Regions from separate parts of the Homo sapiens genome. Here region 1 is linked to region 2. The links are chromatin contacts, found by Hi-C or POLR2A ChIA-PET in ENCODE. All regions are on one chromosome and are shown on one strand. The core of a region is the stretch at or near the end of the contact, and the rest is flanking DNA. Distances in the headings are between cores, read along the strand shown. Region 1 overlaps MIR3681HG (MIR3681 host gene). Region 2 overlaps MIR3681HG (MIR3681 host gene).

The links. Hi-C counts contacts between places; a loop is a spot of excess contacts on that map. ChIA-PET counts read pairs that join two places held with the same protein, here RNA polymerase II (POLR2A). Pooled maps may share reads with other maps.
Region 1: a map of naive thymus-derived CD4-positive, alpha-beta T cell shows a loop between it and region 2 (1.8-fold over the local background). The contact joins two enhancer-like sites. A Hi-C loop is called at or near these places in 1 of 168 maps with a recorded cell type or tissue (naive thymus-derived CD4-positive, alpha-beta T cell), 1 of 37 single-sample maps with no recorded cell type and 8 of 50 pooled maps. POLR2A ChIA-PET finds 5 or more read pairs at or near these places in 4 of 52 experiments (CD4-positive, alpha-beta T cell, activated CD4-positive, alpha-beta T cell, naive thymus-derived CD4-positive, alpha-beta T cell and 1 more).

Annotation. Positions count from the first base shown.
Region 1 is chr2:12,552,401-12,558,652 of GRCh38, forward strand. It overlaps MIR3681HG (MIR3681 host gene), which reads left to right. Exons shown (of 6, transcript NR_110196.1): 5 at 5,806-6,044. Among named protein-coding and RNA genes, the nearest start is that of TRIB2, 160 kb to the right of the region's middle. Within about 2 kb of position 2,717, at least 5 of the 41 ENCODE cell types and tissues checked have a DNase peak (open chromatin) inside an H3K27ac peak, as active enhancers do.
Region 2 is chr2:12,451,664-12,458,533 of GRCh38, forward strand. All of the region lies in intron 4 of MIR3681HG (MIR3681 host gene), which reads left to right. The region is part of intron 1 of LOC105373431 (a long non-coding RNA gene); the gene reads right to left. Among named protein-coding and RNA genes, the nearest start is that of MIR3681, 260 kb to the left of the region's middle. Within about 2 kb of position 4,773, at least 27 of the 41 ENCODE cell types and tissues checked have a DNase peak (open chromatin) inside an H3K27ac peak, as active enhancers do.

The DNA of each region.
Region 1 (6,252 bases), core at 1,467-3,966, 99 kb after region 2:
AATCATTATAACTAGGCTCAAACACATCTTTATTAATCAAAATGGGAGCCATTACAATCAAGAACTTTTTACCAATAAGAAATTTGTTTATTCCTGTAGTGTAAAAATCGACGCTTTGGGATTCAACAAACTCTTGGAAAGCATTTTCTGCATCCTGCTGGTTGTGGAAGCATTTTCCTGGCAAAAAGTCATCAAGAAGCTTGAAGAAGTGGTAGTTGATTGGGAGAGGTCAGTTGAATATGGTGGATGAAGCAGAGCCTCATAGCCCAATTCGTTCAACTTTTGAAGTGTTGGTTGTCCGATGTGTGGTCCGGCGTTTTCATGGAGAAGAATTGGGCCCCTTTCTGTTGACCAATGCTGGCTGCAGGCATTGCAGTTTTCGGTGCATCTCATTGATTTGCTGATCATACTTCTTGGATGTAATGGTTTCGCCAGGATTCAGAAAGCCGTAGCGGATCAGACCAGCAGCAGACCAGCAAATAGTGACCATGACCTTTATTTGGTGCAAGTTTGGCTTTGGGAAGTGCTTTGGAGCTTCTTCTCTGTCCAACCACTGAGCTGGTCATTGCTGGTTGTCAAATAAAATTCACTTTTTGTCGCATGTCACAATCCGATTGAGAAATGGTTTGTTGTTTTTGTGTAGAATAAGACAATGCTTCAAAATAACGATTTTTTACATTTTCACTCAACTCGTGAGGCACTCACTTGCCAAGCTTTTTCACCCTTCCAATTTTCTTCAAATGCTGAACAATCGCAGAATGGTCGTGGTTGAGTTCTTCAGCAACTTCTCATGTAGTTATAAGAGGATGAGCTTTGATGATTGCTCTCAATTGGCTGTTGTCAGCTTGTGATGACCGGCCACTACACTCCTCATCTTCAAGGATCTCGTCCCCTTTGCAAAACTTCTCGAACCACCACTGCACTGTACGTTCATTAGCAGATCCTGGGCCAAATGCGTTATTGATGTTGCAAGTTGTCTCTGATGCTTTACAACCCATTTTGAACTCAAATAAAATCTCTCGAATTTGCTTTTTGTCTAACATAATTTTCATAGTCTAAAATAAATATAAAATAAACAGCAAGTAATAAGTCATTAGCAAAAAAACATAAAGTGAGAAATGCACATTAGAATGATGTGTAACATAACCACATTTGTTTCAGAATGTATTCCAATATCAAAGATCAAATTGCACAATGCAAACACCACCATTACTTCTGCACCAAATCAAGACAAACAACATGGATGTCCATTTGGTGCTAGATGGAGTAAGATGGAACCTGGCCTGATGGCCAAGACCAAGACATTTATCTCCCCAAAAAGAGTTTCTGTTGGACAAGAGAATGATGATAAAGAGGTGTGGTAGTCCCCCGTGGGATGCTGGAAAAGAATACCACAAATTGAGTGACTTGATTAATCTTTTCATAGTTCTAGAGGATAAAAGTTGAAGATGAAGGTGAAGCAGGGTTGGCTTCTTCCTGGCTTGCAGATGGTCACCTTCTCACTGTGTCCTTATGTGACCTTTCATCCTTGTTTGCACATTCCTGGTGTCTCTTCCTCTTTTAATAAGGACACAGGTCTTATCGGATTAGCTTCCCACTCTTTTGACAGCATTTAAACTTAATTAAATTGGTAGAGGATGGGAAATTACTTAATGGTACAGCGTATGCTATTCAGGCAATGGGTACCCTAAAAGCCTTGACTTGACCACTATGTAATCTATACATGCAAAAAAATTACACTTATATCCTGTAAACTTACATGAATAAAAAATTAAATAAGCTTAATTATCTCCTTAAAGACCCTATCTTTAAATACAGTCACATTGGGTTACGACTACTTCCACATGCGGATTTTAGGGGGACAGAACTCAGTCCATAACAACAGAAGACCACTGAAATTGGAAGAGGCGTGTGATTCATTCCAGCTGCTGCACTGCGGCAGATCCCAAGCAGTGGCACTGACAAGCTGTGTCACCAGGCAGAGGCTGACACAAAAGAGCAACCCAGCGGACTAAAGGCCACATCTATAGCAGCTTAGAAGCTGCCTCAGCCTCATGCTGTGGGTCCGGCGCAGGTTAAACAGGCTTGGGCAAGGCTAAGAAGGGACACAGCGGGGGTTGCTGAAGAAGAGTCAGGAGTTTGTCCTCCTAAGACCAGGGCAGTTTAGAGACATCATTATCACATTTGCATCTCTGGTTCCTAGGAGACATCGGGGCACAGGGTAAGTGTTCAATTATTCACCAATGAACTTCAAATGGTTAAATAGTTGAGAACACAGGGAGCTCCCCATTACTGGCTGCATCTGTCCAAGGGGCTATGAAAAGTGGTCGTGCATTGAATGAGACCTTGAAAATCTTGTCCTGGTCTAACAGTCTGACTCTTTGTTTACATAACAAAGTGGATCATAAAAAATCCCCATCTCTTTCTACGTCTGAGTAGATTTTCTTAGTTTACACTGTCATCTTGTGAGCTATGTTTGTATTTTGCATATGCGTTTGCCCCATTTTGGGGTGGCATTTTAAGGGGATGATGACTTATAATGTTCCTTCATTAGAAACATTGTAAAGCAGGATAGGTTTTTATGGCTCTATGTCCTTGTGATGCACATATGTGGGCAGCACTAGTAGTATCTCATCAGAAGCTTTCTCTTCTTTCAACTGGGTCCACAGGTTGAACTCTTCCTATGAGTGGAGCCCTAGCACTGCTCATTGCCCTGCCTGGCAGTGGTGTGGGAGGAGCCATGGCCCACCGGCCCCAGATCTTTCTAAGGGGGACACTGAATTACATTGTTCATCTCAAGAGTTAAACTAGACAAAGTGGGCCCAAACCTAATAAGACAGCCCATTAGGAACATTTTCTGTGCTTACATCTTACTGACTTTTATCATAAATTAGAGATTTTGAAGAGAATGAGTCATAGAAAAAGAAAAAATAATAACCTGGTTCAGCAATCAGCATATTATATCTCCCCAGTGACTCATAACATCAGACTCAAGTCAGGACAAACAGAGTTCCTGTCAGAAAGAAGTGCAGTTAAAAATAAAAGCAAAAATAGGAAGGGGTGGGCGGGCAGGGTGGGGGGAGCAAAACCTTTTAAACTGTGCCTAGAACTCTCCCCAGCCTGGATTCCCTAATGAGGGATTTGAGGTGCAAATAGGCTGAAAAGCCTGAGTCAGACAGCAGGAGGAAGCAGCTCCCAGGGTGCAAAGACAAATGGATTTCTTAATAAAATCCTCCAGGAAAAGAAAAGCAGCAGAAACCATGAAGTATGGATTATTCGTTAAATACGAAAGGGGCCTGCAAGAGGGCTTCTCCTAATGAAATCGTGGCACAATTTCATGAAGAAACACAGGTTTCAGAGTTAAACCAACTTGCATCTTAATTGTGGTTCCACCAAAATTGGCCGTGCAAGCTTGGAAGGATCCTTGGTTTTCACATCTGTTGGATGAGGATAACAAGCCACAGCACAGAGCTGTTGTGAAGATTGACCGATGCTAAGCATGTAAAGCACTTAGCATGGTGTACACATTTACAGGAAAAAAGACTGACATTAAATAATAATTTGTCTTAAAACTATAGATGAAAATACATCTGGACAGAGTTTGCTGAAGCTTTAATTGATAGACTCAGATAAGTGTCTATCAAGCATGTCACAGAATCACAGCTTCGTAAGAGTGGATTCAGATGCCGCTGACTAAGGCCATGGTACCCTTGAACATTTTATTACAGCAGAAAAGGTTAAGCAGCTTTGGCTGGTCCAATAGTTTCCCTGTTCTACATGAGTTCCTCTTCTTCGGTTTCTCCCCAACCAGCCTAGCCAGTGCTTTTAGTGCACATTTGAAAACCCAAAAATAAGTTTGCAGCCAAGCAACTTTGGATTAAGCTTTGATTCTTCCAGTTACTACCTATGTGACATTGGCGAGATGCTTCACCTTTCTAAGCCTTAGTGGCACACCTGTGAGATGAAGTAAGTAGCTACTATCTTAAACAGATGCTATGGAATTTTGAATGAAGAACTTGAAATGTCTAGCATAGTTTGTGAGCACAAAAGTAATTGACAGACTATTTTCATTCCTCTCTCCTAACTAATGTATGCATTTTGTTAGCTATAAATAAGACAATCAATAGCAGAAACGATCTACCTGCCGTTTACAGGAGAATATTTGGAAAAATGTCAGTCCAATTTATAAGTGTTTACAGAAAAGAAGGAGCTAAGTGAACGTCCCACTCCTCAGGCCAATATCTCTCAGCCTTTGTAATCTTTGTTCTGTCATTTCCAGAGAGGAAAAAACATGTCCCTGATAAGTGGGGTTGCATGTGGTCCTCTCAGTCACCAGTCCCAGTACACTGCTGTGAAAGGTTGTAGACTTTGGAGACAGACTTACGTGGTTTTGTGTCCTAGTTTCTTGCCTTAAAGCTGTATAAAGTTAATAAAATCATGGAAGTCTCCATTTCCTCACCAATGATGCAGAGAGCTACCTCACAGGCTTGCCCTAAAGATTAAACCACACGACGGAAGAGCCTGACCTATGAGTCAACAAGGGCTAGCTGCTGTGTGGCTGTCCCAGGCCATCCACCATTCTGCATGTTTCTTGCTACAGCACCCAGGACTTTGCTGTTTGCACTTCCTCTGAGAGCAGACACCTCTCATGAACTCCTCTGAGTCTTCGTCCTTGTAAATATCTGCAGTGTGGAATCAGTCTGCAGCTAACACTCCTCCAGGTTGCTCATGAAGTCACATGCAAGGGTCATCGGCAATGGTGAAGAGCTGCAGAACTAACATACCAGAGGGAGTGGCAAAGCTTTCTAAACTACAAAGTCTTTATAGCTGTGATCCTTGCTCTGGAGTTTCTAACTCCCACCTGAGAGGGTCTCAAGCTTATCCTTATTTTTCAGGATGTGGCTTATTGTATCCTCTTGATCCTCACTCTGCATCTGCTTACATTGTTACTGGAAGAGGTCTGGATCCAGACCCCAAGAGAGGGTTCTTTGATCTCATGCAAGAAAGAATTCAGGGCAAGTCCACAGAGAAAACTAAAAGCCAGTTTATTAGGAAAGTAAAGGAATAAAAGAATGGGCTACTCTATAGACACAGCAGCCCTGAGAGCTGTTGGTTGCCTATTTTTATGGTTATTTCTTGATGATATGATAAACAAAGGGTGGATTATTCATGCCTCCCCATTTTGGACCAGATAGGGTAACTTCATGACATTGCCATAGCATTTGTAAACTGTCATGGCGCTAATAAGAGTGTAGCAGTGAGGATGACCAGAGGTCACTCTCATGGCCATTTTGGTTTTGGTGGGTTTTAGCCAGTTTCTTTACTGCAACCTGTTTCATCAGCAAGGCCTTTGTGACCTGTGTCTTATGCCAGTCTCCTATCTCATCCTGTGACTTAGAATGCCTAACTGGGAATGCAGCCCAGGAGGTTTCAGCCTTATTTTACCCGCCCCCTACTCAAGATGGAGTCACTCTGGTTCAAACGCCTGACAACATCACAGTGTTTCACTCCTAGAAACGTTGAATGCTTGAAATAATAGTTAGCACTCAGTGTGGCAGATTGTAGTCTCCATAGTAATAATTCTGGTCCCACATGGTCTTCCAGAATTTTGTGATCAAGAAGCAGAGCAGATTTACCCACACCATGAGTCTTGACAGGTCTTAATGGCTGGCCCAACAAAGAGGCGTGGCAGAAGGGACACAGGGAGCTTCTAAAGCTGGATTCGAAAAGGTACTACAGTTTTAGCCTCCTTCTCTCTCTCCCTCTCTTTTACTCTCTCTTTCTCTGCGTTTGTCTCTATTTTAGGAGCCTTCATCTACCACATAAGAATTGCAGCAAACCCTGCAGCTATCCTGAAGCTGCCATGCTGAAAAGGCCAATTGGGAGACCACATAGAGACCGAGAGAGACTTCCAAGGACTCCAGCCAATCCTGGGCCCCAGCAGTTTGAATCTCCCAGCAATGCCACCATACAGGAGAGGGAGCAAATACTCAGAAGATTCAAGTGCCAGCTGCATGGGTTGATACCTACATAAAAGGCATTGGGTAAGAACTTTTGCACTGAGTCCAGTCAACCGCCAGAAATGTGAGAAATAATAATAAAATGAATACTGTTGTTTAAGGCCCCTACGGTATAGGGCAACTTGTTATTCAGCAACAGTTTGCTGGAAAACCTACTGATACCTGTAAGTGAAGTGTTGCTCTAACAGAATCTGAGACATGAGGCAGTGGCTTTGGGACTAAGTAACTAAGG
Region 2 (6,870 bases), core at 3,523-6,022:
ATGCCATAAACACACAGGAGCTTTGAGTCCTTTATTTTGTTCTCTAACTTTAGCAAGTACTAGGCAAGAATACCTGAAAATATTTTTGTCCCAGGGCTATTTCTGCAGGTGTCAGGCAGCCTTGCAACTTTAGCTTAATGCCCTGGAGGTAGGAGATAAGCTATCAAACGGTTCAAAGGCAGTTAGGTCCCCTAATATGTGTTTTTGTCTGTGGTAAATGTATTTGCTTTCACTCTTTAATCTGAAAATACTTATCAGCGAAACAGCAGCCATAGAGTTGGGGCAATGGCAGATTAACAATGGTTTTACAAAAGGGTGTGTTGAAGTTTCCGTTCTGTAGTAACTGCATTCTTTTAACTGCTAGAAATGCCCTTTCATAACCCAGAGACGTCTTAATCATGTCTCCTTAAAGCTGTAGGATTTTCGATGAATTAAATATCTCATCATTTACTGCACTCACCAAACCTGAGGAAATTATTTTTGAAAAATCAAATCGAAACTGTGTTATATGTGAGCATGATGTTTATTTCAAATGTACAGCTCTACTGTCCTTCTATATTTAAAGAAAGATGTCTAGCAATTACAATAACTTGACTCAAGAATCAAATATTTAGGGCAGCAAACTGTGTCTATTTCAGGGCTTGCAGCTGACGTACATTCTTAGGATATACAGGATAAACACAGTATTTCATTTCAAGTTCCTAAAAAGGGAAGTGACCATGAGCAGGATGAAAATGCTTTGTTACCACACATCATATGCGCTTGCAGCTAGCTGGAGTTTGGGCAGCTGAACTGGGCCATTAATAAAAGTCTGACACAGCCTGTGACTGAAGACATTTAAAAGGTTAACATATTTCAGTCTTTCACAGAGGCATCAAGAAATGTACATCCATAGAGTTATTAATACATTAGTTGAGCCTGTAATTATTATCCTAATGGCTCTTATCAAAAACAGCAAGAGGTAGGCAAGAAATGGATAATTACAGGATGAGCAGAGGGAGATGGCCTTTTTTTTTTTTTTTTTTTTTTTTTTTTTTCAAAAAGCTTTCCATCAGCATAATGACCAGAGTATCTGGGACTCATTCTGAATTGCATTAACCAGATGATGTGATTATTAAGTAACTTACTTAATTAGCTCTGTTCACCAAAGGTTAGTGCAATCCAGCTTCCCCATCCCTCCCCACTACCTGCCCCAGGTAGAAGCTGCCCTCCTTCCCTTCCAATAAACAGCCATGCATCCTCTTCGACCAAGCCTGAAAGTATCATTGTTTCCATGACATTTTCCTTAACTCTATGAAAGGAAACTGTCTCCCCATCCATCCATCCATCCATCCATCCATCCATCCATCCATCCACCTACATAATTTTCTATGTCTTTCCAAAATGGATCTGAGTTGGCTGTCAGCGGACCATTTACTAAAATAAGATTTTTAAAAATCTAGTGATAAAAATAAGGGAATAAAGAGAAAGTAAGAGAGAGAGCAGAGAAGAGACACTCTGGAGCACAGTCAGTGTGCAGAATGAATGCCATATGGTTCTACAGGGTTACCACAGATTGTACCCACATTTGTCTTTTCTCTCCTTTATAGCTAAGACAAAGAAAAACTACATATATTATCACTTGTAAAGTCAACTGGTCCTTAAGGCAAAAATGAACCAGTGGCTGAGAAGAAGCACAGCTTTTCTTTTCTTTTTTTTTTTTTTTTTTCTAAAATCAAGATACTGCTTGTCCCACGTCTTCATAGGGCAGCCACCATGTGAAGCTGTGCATGTCACCTTCCATGGTGTCCCCACCACCGACACAGTGGCACATTTCTTAGGGCTGTCTGGGGGCAGCTGGTGGCATAACATTAACTTGAAAACCAGTAAAGGAAAATTAATGAAAGACCAAAATGGAAAAGTCCCTTAGTACCTTTGATTATTGCAGTTTAAGCAATTATTGTAGTGTTTCTTGTTTCTTGTTTAGTTTTCTATCTTTGCGTTAAGTCAATTCCTTAAGACAAAAATAATAGGATTTTATTCACCTGTGAATCTATAGAGATGAATAGTGCCTGGAACTGTTAATATTTCTCAAATGAATTAAATAATGTGCTGTAAATACAGGATTTTTTTTTTGTTTATCGCTTTGCTTTTTTTTAATTAAAGAAAATGCCCTTTCTTGGAGTAATCCTAAAAAGTTGAGAAGGTGGATTAGAATAATCAGCAGAGAGGCCTCGGAGAGTTATCCCGGCAGAGAAGCCTCGGGGAGGTGTCCCGGCGGGGGAGCCTCGGGGAGGTGTCCCGGCGGGGGGGCCTCGGGGAGGTATCCCCTTTTTGCTGTTTATGTTTATGGTGCCAGCTCATGCAAGGGATGCTGTAATGGTTAATTTTATGTGTCAACTTGTCTGGGTCACAGTGCCCAGATATGTCATAGAACATTATTCTGGATGTTTCTGTGAGGGTGTTTTCGGTGAGATTTAAAATGCTGGACTTTGAGTAAAGCTCATGGTGCTCCACATTTATAAGTGGGCCTCAACCAACCAACTGAAGGACTGAATAGAATGTAAGACTGATAAGACTGACTTTCCCTTCTCCCAGCAAGAAGGAATTCTCTGGAAGACTGTCTTTGGACTCAAACTGAAACTCTTTCCCGTTTTCAGCCTGCCAGCTTCCCCTATCAAATTTTGGACTCTCCAAGCCCCCACAATCATCAGAGCCATTTCTTAAAATAAATCTCATTTTTATATATCTACATCTTCATCCTATAGTTTCTGTTTCTCCAGAGAACTAATAAAATGCATCCACTCACTGGTCATCTGTAAGGAGGCTACACTTCTTTTTTTTTCTTTTCTTTTTTATTTTATTTTATTTTATTTTTTTTGAGACGGAGTCCCGCTCTGTTGCCCAGGCTGGAGTGCAGTGGCGTGATCTCAGCTCACTGCAAGCTCCACCTCCCGGGTTCACGCCATTCTCCTGTTTCAGCCTCCCAAGTAGCTCATACTACAGGCGCCCGCTACCACGCCTGGCTAATTTTTTTTTTTTTTTGTATTTTTAGTAGAGACGGGGTTTCACTGGGTTAGCCAGGATGGTCTCGATCTCCTGACCTCGTGATGCGCCTGCCTCGGCCTCCCAAAGTGCTGGGATTACAGGTGTGAGCCACCACTTGAGTGTCCTCTCTTGCCTTGACACATCCCACGTTTCATCCCAATCATCACAGCCGCTGCTGATAACTTTGTAGCATGTGGCTGAGAGTCTTCTTTGGAAATGCAGCAGATCCATTGTAAATAGGAATCCAACTAATGAGAAAGCAAGACCATGGAAAGCCAGAGCCATGAAGGCGTGGAAAACCAATTCACTCAGTCCTGCTACTCCTGTTTCTTGCTCTGAAGAGAGGCCTAGGAGTGGCTACTTTAAGCCGGAAGTGCACAGGCTTTGCAGTCGGGCAAAGGAGGATGCGCAGTGGCATTTAAGGACCGATAACTAGGAGTTGGAAGGGTATCAGGCCATCCCAGGGGATGTTACAATGGAGAGAGGTAAACATAAAAGCCACATGCGTGGCTTTTTACCCAAGCATGGCACTAATTAAGAACATGGAACACAAAAACAATCTCTGGAATTTTACAGGTTTCAGGAGTGTAAGTCCCCAATTGATGAGATTAAGTTTCTACCATGTAGCAAAACAGAGGTTTGAAATGAATATTGCCCATGTACAGAAAATACAATTACATTCTTGCAAAATTGATTTTTTGCAGGCTGAGATTAATATCTGCTCCAAAACTTAATATTGTAGAGTAAATGGTGACACATCATTAGTACTTAGATTACATATATTAACATATTAATATAGATGAGTATCATAAAATAACATACTTATATATAATGGTAAATAAGAAAAATATAAAGCTGAGTGACGATGTAGAATAAACCACTGGTTCTGTGGGCAAACAAAACTGTATTTGAATCCCAGATTCATGACTTGACCCGGGAACTTCAGGCAGGTACTAATATTTTCTTAGGTAGTGGTTGCATTTTAATCTGTAAAATGGAGACAATCTTTTGACCTTGGAGGAATTTTGTCAGAAATAAATTTGATTAAAAATCTAAATCATTGAGTCCAGTTTCTGACCAAATAGTGCTCAGCAGATGGTGTTTCCTGGATTCTGTCCCAGTGTGTAAAATATGTATGAATGAGGAGGACGCCTGGAAGGAAATAAATAAAACCGAAAACACATTTGTTGGGGTGATGAAATGATGCATGATTAATTTTTCACTTTTCAAAAATTTCTGCAATGTTGCATCATTCTTTTAACAATAATATATATACTATATATATACATACATATATATATACTATATATACACATACATATATACTATATATATACATATATACTATATATACACATACATATATGTACGTGTGTGTGTATATATATATTATATAATATATAATATATATAATATATTATATAATATATAATATATTATATATTATATAATATATATAATATAATATATATATATTATATATATAATATATAATATATATAATATATATAATATATATAATATATATATAATATATATATAATATATAATATATATAATATATATTATATATAATATATATATCTGAGAAAGCTTTTCACCAAGCTCTACAGTCCACAAAGTAAACAGAGGAATGTGTCAGATAAATTTGGCTTCTCTCTCTGACCCTGCTGCCTTACACAGAGAGGGGCGGAGCAACGGGGGAGCCCAAGCACTTCCTTTTTGGTTAATCAGCCTGACCCACTGATTGCGACACTCCAGAGCCTCATGCTTTTCTCAGCCTTTAAGTATCTTTCTGAATTGCTGTCCAAGGGCAAATTTTTCCTGTCAAACAGACCTGCAAGGTTGCTAGGCACATACAAGGAAAAAGAGATTCTGGTTACTCAATACTTGTTTTGCAAAGTCTGTTTAAAAAAAATTGCATCATATCTCATTTGATGATTGTGCAATGCAGGGTGGATACCTAAACTGAAAGTTAAGTAAGACTGAGCTGTCGGCACCTTTGCAATTGAGACATCCATTTATACGCCAGTGGAAAATATTCAGTTGTTATTAGTTTTAAGTAAAAAAAAGGGGGATAAAGCCAATGAAAATAGACCCCAATGCTCCCTGCACAGATAAAATACACACAGAAAATTTCCTATCCTGTTTCTTCTCAGGTATTTGGTACATTATGCTCCTGTGATGAATATAAATAGGATTAGTCTTTGGATCCTGCCAATTCACCTGGGGTTGTCTTTTAGTACAAAGAGTACCGATTAGGGAATTGCCCAATCTGGATGCAAATCCTGATGACTGGCAAATGACTTAATCTCGCTGAGTGGGATTTTCTTCCTCTTTATGATGAGGATGGTAATAGGAAGTCAGAAATTAGTGGAGAATAACTGTAAAGGACTGAGGCTATAGCCTGGCATGCATAGGGGATCAATACATATTAGTTCCCTTCCAACTCTTAATTTTCCTCATCTTAAACTGCTCGCCGTAATGGGTCCTGTTTCATGCTCACTTATCAAACATCATTCCGCCCCAGGACCTACATTAATACTTGGGGTGGGGTCAACAGATACAGGGAAGAGTCAGCCATGGGCACTGCCCTTCACATGCTCACAGTTTATTGGTAGAAGAGGCACATCTGTGAGTGGATTCTGGAAATAGCAGATGGCAGGGCATCATAAGGGAGAAGTTTATGGAGCCTGGGGAGGCAGGTATGGAGGGAGATTGAAGAAGGAGAAATACTTCTACACTCAGAGGTGCCAGAAATCACTGTGCAAGAGCTGGGCTTCCATCTAATGGTGTACTATAAGCAAAGCACAGTCCTAGGGAATTTGAGCTGTGTCCCTAAAAACAAAACCATCAGCTCATAGTCTGTTTACACAGTTGCTTCTCTAGTTGGTGTTTCTCTAACTTTGGGGCATCATTCACCCTCTGCAAATGTCCGTTTCCTCAACCTCCAAACATGGTCAACATTCCATGCTTCTTGAGTATGTGTTCTGAGGGAAGAGTTGGCAGTGCAAGAGAATGGGACAGGATGGGGAAAGGGAATTAGTGTTCAGTGATATAATTGACATGAAATTGGTTAAATATAAAATCTTGGGAAAACGTGAGACATTATTATGGTGCATAATTACATGCTTAATACAAGAGATGTGGGTTTTGAATCAGACAAAGGACTCAATGTTTTGCACAGATTCAACACTGGTACTTTGAGTAAACTGGATACTTCTTTGTTGATCTAAAGGGAAGAAACAGACAATCCCCAGTCGAGAGTTTCCACAAGCAGTTGAAGTGCATTGCTCAGCCGCAGCTCATTCCCTCACCCAGCACATGCTCTGTTACACTTTCTACTGTCTTTGGCACAGAAAGTGCACACACATATTCTCAAAGGGAAAATGCCATGCAAATGACACATTTTTCACAAGATGTGGAATTTCTTGTGTCTGTGATAGGCCTGAAGGCTCAGAGATAGGTACGATTTTTAAAATTGTTGTCATAGAACAAATAAACTTGAACTGAAGCCTCTATCCAAACACACCTGACACCTAGAAATTGGGAACCTTTGGCATCAGTCCAGCAATAGCAGTTTTTTGGGTGCTTGACGGCACTTTAAACTCAAAGTTAATTTAGCAAGTGTGTTTCCAGAAATGACAGAAAAGGACTGTCATAGGACTTTGAAATTTTAACCTGCAAATTTCAGATACGGTTGTTAATAGAAAAATTCTTATAAAAGTAGCATAATAATCCTTTTAGGGCTTAAATTTTTTTATTCAAAATATCAAATGATATTATTTATAGATAACATTAACTCAGTCATTCACAAATACTAGAGATATTTGTTTATTTTTC